Linked DNA regions of Mus musculus: region 2 is linked to region 1. Evidence: chromatin contacts called from ENCODE Hi-C or POLR2A ChIA-PET data. All regions are on one chromosome and are shown on one strand. Each heading gives the region's core, a stretch centred on a gene start or an enhancer-like site at or near the end of the contact. The rest is flanking DNA. Distances are from core to core; before and after follow the strand shown. Region 1 has its middle 30 kb from the start of Gm31416. Region 2 holds the start of 1110002J07Rik (RIKEN cDNA 1110002J07 gene).

The links. A loop is a pair of places that touch in the nucleus more often than their neighbours do. ChIA-PET counts read pairs that join two places held with the same protein, here RNA polymerase II (POLR2A).
Region 2: a map of T-helper 2 cell shows a loop between it and region 1 (2.4-fold over the local background). The contact joins the promoter of 1110002J07Rik here to the enhancer-like site in region 1. A Hi-C loop is called at or near these places in 15 of 37 maps with a recorded cell type or tissue (Patski, T-helper 2 cell, adrenal gland and 4 more). POLR2A ChIA-PET finds 5 or more read pairs at or near these places in 2 of 5 experiments (Patski and embryonic stem cell).

Annotation. Positions count from the first base shown.
Region 1 is chr10:66,862,712-66,866,747 of GRCm38, forward strand. No RefSeq gene overlaps it. Among named protein-coding and RNA genes, the nearest start is that of Gm31416, 30 kb to the left of the region's middle. Within about 2 kb of position 1,845, at least 1 of the 3 ENCODE cell types and tissues checked has a DNase peak (open chromatin) inside an H3K27ac peak, as active enhancers do; it is heart, where a contact is called at or near this core.
Region 2 is chr10:66,918,401-66,922,436 of GRCm38, forward strand. 1110002J07Rik (RIKEN cDNA 1110002J07 gene) reads right to left here and starts at 1,984. Exons shown (of 5, transcript NR_138561.1): 1 at 1,770-1,984.

The sequences.
Region 1 (4,036 bases), core at 595-3,094:
TTCTTTGCCTCCGGGTGGAAAATTGGAAATTGAATTCGGTTTTTTTGTTTTGTTTTGTTTTGTTTTTTTTACTGTAAGACTTTGGCTCAACAAACTTCAACAGTGGAATCTGAAACCCTATTTGAAATATAAGGATTCAGAAGAAGTGGCTTTGAGCTCCTGCAAACGGTACTTCCGTTCTTTTGGTGAGAAAGTCTTTGAGATTTCATGGCATAAAGAGTTATAATTGATGGAGGGTTGAGGGTAGAAAACCCTCTGTGGTGGTAGCATTAATAAACTTAAAAGCATTTTATAAACTTGAAAATGTTCTTGCAATTGTAGTGGTAAGGGATAGAGGTGTAAATTGCAAGCATTTTTATTTTGTTTTACAAATTGAGGTCACCAAGGCACACAAAAACTTCCGTAACTATGTCATTTCTCTTGGGGAAAAAAATGAAACTACCTATATATTCACCATCGACAGTAAGCAAATATGCCATGAATTCAAATGAAGGCTGGAAAGATGGCTCAGTGGCTAAGGGCATTTGTTGCTTTTGCAGGGGACCCAGGTTCAATGGCCAGCACCTACCTAAGTGATCCAAAACCAGCTGTAACTCCAGTTTCAAAGAATCTGTCTCACTCTTCTGGCCTCCACAAGTACAGCATGCATGTGGAGAAAATATTCATACCATATACGTAAAATAAATAAACTTCTTAAAGGTAAAACGTGGTAAAAATGAATCAAAGCTGCAGAGATCAGAAAGAATAATCCTCAAACAGGGAATTTTGGTTTGGTTCTATTTGGTTTGGCTTGGGTTCCCCCCCACCCCCAATAGGATTTTAATTAGCCCAGTCTGACCTGGAACTCTTGATCCTCCTGCCTCAGTCTCTCCATGGGCTGGCATCACAGACAGAATCCTGAATCACAAAATGCAGCTATGTAATAATATAGAGAGCATATTGTCACGTTTGGAAACATCCAAACAATATGCTGAATATGGCTTTTAATATAAATCGGGAAGCTATCCATGGGAATCCATGTGTCAATATTGGACTGTGTTTACCTACAAGAAGGAAAAAAGTAGAGAGAACATAGAGAGGAAGTCGTGTCTCTTAGTTAAGCTGGGGTGTGACTATACTGTATCATTCTCTCTGGGCCTTCTCTATGTGTGAAATACTTAAAAATATGATTATTTTGTCTCCTTACTTTGTATCAGAGTATCACTCTTTGTCCTATTTATCTCTCACAAAAGCATAGTCCCCCTCCCCCTAAGAAAAGCCTTGCTATGCCAGTTTCACAGATGAAGGCCCCAGCTCAGTCTTTTAATCACATACCAAGTTCACTCGCCCAGCATTTGATAGAGGAAAGCCTAGGGTTCATTTCCAGCTGTATCAATTTTGCTTTTCTTTTTTCGTCAAATACTTGCCAAGAAACATCTCAACAGAGGGGGAGTTTATTCGGCTTAGCAGGCAAGGCATGGGGTTGGAGCTTGAGGCGGCTGGATACATTGTATACACACGGGAAGAAGAGATGCATGAACGCTAGTGTTGAGCTCACTCACTTTTTGAGTCGGTCTAGGACGCCAGGGAATGGCGCCACCTACAGTTTAGGTAGTGCTACTACCTCAATTAGTCTGATCTGGAAATTCCCTCGTAGAAAGGTCAGGAAAGTGTGTCACCTACGTGATTCTAGATCCTGTCAATCACCATTAACCACCACACCGCAGTGTAGCACCACTGTCAAGGGAAAAGGCATCGGATTGCAACTGCAACTTTTGTACAGGGTGCGTGAAACTCTAACTTCCCTCCCTGAGCGCCCTGGAAAGAGCTGACACTGTTTCTCCCAGTTTATTTGCATGTTTGCCTTCTCAACAAAGAAAACCTCGTGCCTCAGCCACTTCCTGCCTGACTCATTGTTCCTATCAAGCCCAGGCAGCACCCACTCTTCCAAGGAACAGGGTCATGGCTGTGTGTCTCTTCAGGAAGTGGCTGCTCTACAGATGGCCACAGGCTTCCTGCTTCAGTCAAGGCTTTTGAATCACACTACTCCCTGTCTGTGGTTTTGAATGTTTTTGTTTGTTTGCTGGGGAGGAATGAATAACTGACCTTGAATGGGGTTGTAGGGGGGAAGGTAGACTGTGTGACACAGAGCCACGCTGGATTCATGGTCTCAGCCTGAATCGGGTTGTACTTTGAAGGACAGCAGATTTCAGGAGGCTGAAACTACGGAGACAAACGGTTTATAAATTCTTATTTTCCCCCATCACTTTGGCCAGCACTGGGCTGCCCTTCTTAAGCCAGAGAGAACAGAGTTAGATTATATTGCTACAACAGTAAAATCTGTGATAGAAGGATGTCTACAGAACTGGGAGGCCTGGCCTCACATTTAAGTCTTCTAACCTCTTCCTTTTTAACACTGCTTGAAATGCCATGACTGGATTCAGTGTGCTCGGAAGCTCCGTAAAATCACGTCTCTGCGCGAACATGTAGGAAGGATGCCTATCACATCACAACCCACTGGGCTGGTGAGAGCGCTCTTGGCTCCACCCCCTACAGTTCAGTGAGAGTGGAGATGGTCCTCTGAAAAAAGAAAAAGCTAACCCAGGCATCTCTCACATTGACAGCTGGAGGAAATCTTCGTGGTGTGCCAGGGACCAGGCTGGACCCGCCTTCTGCGACACAAGACCCACTGACATAAATCAGCCTTCACATTCACGTGGCTTTTGGAGATCAAAGTTCAAAGTAAGGGGAAAGGGGTTTGTTGTGGCTATTCTGTCAGTACATGGAATGGCTCCTGGAACATCCCTCAGTGGGGAGGGGAGGCTTCTGCAGTGCACCCCTAGAGTCCTATCCTTCACAATTGCAGGCTAATCTAGGAGGTTCAACAGTCCTTCGGTCTCATACTCATCAGGTGCCATGCTTCACTGGACAAGAAAGTAATCTGTCGTGAACACTACTATCGCTGTCTTTTCTTGGGGACCTATGAGGTGGTAGAATTCAGATTTTTTTTTTAACTTGCAAATCTGTGTGTGCATGTGTATGTGTGCATGCATGTGTTCGTGGAGGGGGGTATGTGTGTGACTGTGAGTGCATGTGAAAGCCAGAAGACCTTGGGTATCATTCACAATTTCTTGGGGTTTTTCTTTTCCCTTTGAGACAAGACTTCTCATTGGCCTAGAACTTACAAATAGTCTGGGATGGCCCCACAGCAAACCTCAGATAGCCACAAATGCATTGCACTGTGTTATAGAAGGACATTTTTCAAACAAGTATGCACGAGGAACAGCATAGGCCATATCCCCTCCCCCTCCCATTAGTCTCTTCTAAGAAACGTAACTGTAAAGACAGATGTCTCAGCAGTTAAAAGCAGGCACTGCTCTTGCAGAAGACTGGAGTCTATGTCCCAGCACCACATAAGGCAGCTCACAGATCCCTGTAACTCTGGTTCGGAGGATCTAATGTCCACTTGAGCCTCCACAGGTACCTGACTTATGTGTGCAACTCCCCACCCCACCCCAGCTGCTACACACACACACACACACACACTACCACCACCACCACCACCATCATCACCATCATCATCATCATCAAAACAAAAGTAATAAATCTGGACTGGAGAGATGGCTCGGTGGTTAAGAAGATTGACTGCTCTTCCAGAGGTCCTGAGTTCAATTCCCAGCAACCACATGGTAGCTCACAACCATCTGTAATGAGATCCAATGCCCTCTTTTGGTGTGTCTGAAGAAAGCTACAATGTATGGATATAAATAAAATAAATAAATCTTTTAAAAAAAAGTGATAAATCTGTAAAAACAAATAGTGCCTGAATTAAACATGTCGTTATATGTAGTGAGGGTGAGGGATCATGTGTTTCCCTAGTTACATGCTTGATAGCATGTTCAGTGATGGAGACATGGGTAAAGTGTGCCTCATCTTTCCTCACTTCAACTCTGATCTTCGTGTCTCCCACTGCAGAGCTGGATAGAAGGAGAAGACTATCGGAGACATGAACTGTCTTACTGACCAATCCCGTACGTCAACATGAAAACACCGTCTA
Region 2 (4,036 bases), core at 734-3,233, 56 kb after region 1:
CGAAGAAAGTCAGGACAGGAACTCAAACAGGGCAGGAACCCAGAGGCAGGAGCTGATGCAGAGGCCATGGAGGGGTGCTGCTTGCTGGCTTGCTCATCATGGCTTGCTCACCTTGCTTTCTTATAGAACTCAGGACCATCAGCCCAGGGTTAGAACACAGTGGGCTGGGCCCTCCCCCACTGATCACTAACTAAGGAAATCCCCTATAGCTGGATCTCATGGAGGCATTTCCTCAATAGAAATTCCCTCCTTTCAGATGACTCTAGCTTGTGTCAAGTTGACCTAAGACTAGTTCAGGGCACTTACCAATATTTAAAAGCATAAAAAGAGAACGATGTCTACTCCACCCTAGGGACCCTCAACTCTAGTAGCAACTGGCTTGAGCTGTTTGATGAAGGATGAAGGTAAGGCATGAATGCTTTCCAACTGGGATGCAAGGTCAAATGTCATTAATTACGTCCCCTGATAATATGGCTGGCTGGTCCAAGAGGTCTGGAGTGGGGGTGGGGTGGAGGTGGAGTTAGACCTTCACACACCCAGTCACCCCAGGAATGTCAAGGATGGATCACACATAGATGAGGTGAGGAAGTCATGCCTGGAATGGTGAGGATGGATCACATATAAATCAAACTGTTAGGTCTCAAACCCAAGACAAACAGCTAACAGAGGTTACTATTACCATATCAAAGCTGACCCTGGCCACCAAGTTTTCCCACCATCCCTGAGTCTCTACCCATTCCAGGGTCCTCCTGGCTGGCATACTCCACCCCATACCCTAAACTTCTCCAGCCACGAGGCTGGACTGGGTTTTCCCTTCCCCCAGCCTCTCTGGCTCCTATACAATTCAGCCATTTCGGTTACATTATCTCTTAGCCCAGGCTACCCCTCTTTGTTAGTGTCTCCTTTCTTGCTTTCCCTGCCTCTCTCTCTCCACATAGTCCAGCTCAGTCTGGCAATGTTCACTCTGCACTCTCCCAGATGCCTCTTTTTGTCCATATTCTGTATTCTCTCTTATGTCTGTCACAAACCTTCTCCTCCACCATACCTAAGAACATCCTGAGCTCCTCCCATTTCTTTCTCTTTTTTTCCATCCATAAATCATCCCCAGAATGGTGAAGATGTGTACGGTTAGCACTCTGTCTAAATTCCATCTTACAATTACCTGGCAACAGCCAGGTAGGCCTGGCCCACTACAAAAGGGGCTGCTTGCCCCCTCCTCCCTCTCTTACTCCTTCCCGGCTTGCTTCTCTCGTGCCCTCTTGGGCTCTTCCCTTCCCCCTTCCCTTCTCCCTCTCTCCCTGTGGTCATGGCCGGCCTCTACTTCTCTGCTCTCTCTCTCTCTCTCTCTCTGCCTTTCTCTGCCTCTACTATCCACTTAACTCCTCTCCCCATGCCCTGAATAAATTCTATTCTATACAATATAATAGTATAGAATGTGGCTGGTCCTTCAGGGAGAAAGGATGCATTGGCATGGGCCCACTGAGGCACCCCCCCCTCACCACACCCCCATAGAACATGTTCTTATACCTCTTTGTCTTTTTATAATCACATTGTGTGCCACACAGATGAGGTCACCCCAGGAATGGAGGGTAGATCACATATAGATGAGGTTACCCCAGAAATGATAAGGATGTATCTCACATGGATGAGGTTACTCCAGGAATGGTGAAGATGCATCACACATCGATGAGATCACCCCAGGAATGGTGAGAATAGATCACACACCCAGTCACTCCAGGTAAGGACGAGTTACACAGAGATGAACTCACCCTGGAAATGGTGAACGTGAGCCCCCTACAGAGAGGGTTAGGGCATTTGCTGAAAATCCCTGCCACCGAGATCAGAGAAAACGGAAAAGGTTAAATACGGAAGAGACCTTCAAAGGTCACCTCCCTCTTTGCATGGAAGAGGAAGCCAAGGTCCCAGAAGGCTGCGTATCTCTCACAGAGTGCATTTACAGAAAAACCCAACCCAAGACTGCAGGCGCCTTCCACTGAAGTAACAGAAATGGGAAGGGGAAAAAAAAAAAAAAAAAAAAAACACTGAGTGAGTCAGGCGAGCGGGGGACACGGTCTCCCTTCCCCCTACCTCGGGGTGGTGGCAGGCAGCCAACTGGAGCTTGCTGCATATTTAATTTAAACCTTTGTCTGCCCTGGCAAGGACAAAGTACAATCTGTTTTATGTAAAAAGTCTTCCCTGAGGAAAGCCTCAGCCTCCAGCTGCGAAACTGATTGATGTTCTTAACTCCTCCCCCCCCCCCCCCCAGCCTCTGTGGGGATCCGAGGTTGCAGTTTCCAAAAAAAGAGTTGGGGGGGGGGGGAGGAAAGCACTCCAAACAAACAAGCAAAACAAAATTTCTTGCTTTTATTGTGTTACTCTCAATCTAGGAGAATTAGCCTGAAACTAGAGGGAGAAGCCTACAAATAAAGCCTATATTTTACAAGCCGATTTCAGAGCCCCAGATGGGAGGGGCTGGGACAGCAAGCTGCCGCGGGAGGCTGGAGTCTCGTCTAGGAGCTTTGTCTACAAGCTCCTTCTGCCTTGCCTTAGATGGCCTAATCTAATCAATACAGATACCAAAACGTCCTAAAGATGCCTTAAAGTGAAGCCTTCGTGTCAAGGAACATCACCGTTGGAAATGGTCACCGAACGTGAGATGGAGATTAGGAGTCACCTTGTTTTGAGAGCTCTGTGGATTTCCGGGTAGCCTGTTTCAGAGACCCTGATTTGGGAGATCATATGTCTTGCAAAACCAAGGCGTGCATTGTTGCAACTCAGTTTGGGGTCACCTCCAAGTGTTCCTGGACCTTCTAGACTTCTGCCTTAGACTGAAGCACTTAGTGACCTCAGTCTCAGCTGGCGCTCAGTGTTCAAAGGTTAGCGTCGAGGTGCGCTGAGGAGACCCAAAGGGGGCGGAACCACCCTGCATAGCATTAGACTTTTAACTCTGCTCCCGCCCTCGGTCCCCTGTATCAGATTGGTTGGAAGGAGAGCGTGGGTTAAGGGGGCATGGACCTGCCTTCCCCTTTCTGGTTCAGGAGCCAAACTTCATCTTGGAGTCAGAACAAAGCCATGGCCGGATCACACTAAGGAGCTCCAGCCTGTTTTGGGACAGAGCCAGGACCCAGAAACCATTGCCATGAGCCACCAGCTGGCTGCGGTCCCGGAAAACTTGTGCAGCTGCCGCACAGGCCAGACTGGGCCTGCACACTGTCACAGTGCCAGGCCCTCCATTAAGGCCCCCGTCTCCGCTCACACCCAACTTGCCCCGCGTACTTTGGCATCCTCCTGCCTTGAGGTGTGCCCTGGGATTACAGGGGAGACTTCAGAACCACCGAGTGACCTGCCTCCTCTTATCTTTCTGGGAATTACACAGTTGTTCTGGAACCCCTTGGAGAGGTCAAGGTAGATGGCTCCAGTCGCTGGTCTGATGAAAATGGAGGATTGAATCATTTCCCTTAACTCTGTGTGGTCTAATTTAAGTGCCTGTCATTAGTACTTCTAAGGAGAACACAGGCGCCCTAGCCCTGAAAACTGAAATCCCTCTCCGAAGGCCCTAATGATGGGGACAAAAAAAAAATCAATGAATGGCCACATTCACAGCTGTTTCCAGAAGTGTTTCCTGCTTTCTTGGACATTAAGCTCCAGTAATAAAGTTAACAACAGTACAATCATCCCGAGAAAAGGTCAAAGAAGAGGAAAATCTGTTTTGAAAAAAGATCCTGCCATCTCTTCCACACACCCGAGATTATCTCGCCATGCAGTGAGTGATTTCTCCGGGTAAACGTTCCCATTGACCCTCAGTGAGATGATCTGAAAGATCTGGCTTTTGCCCCAGTTGTATGAGTCCCTCTCCTGCTTGAGTATAAGCCTCCAGAAATCTGACAGACTGTAACAAGTCCGTCTTTAAAGGATTTGTGTGTGTGTGTGTCTCATGAGCACACACAGGTTAGAGTACATACACGAAGGTGCCAGCAGAGACCAGAAGAGTGCCAGGCAGTTGTGAGCCTCCAGACATGGGTGCTAGGAAATGAAC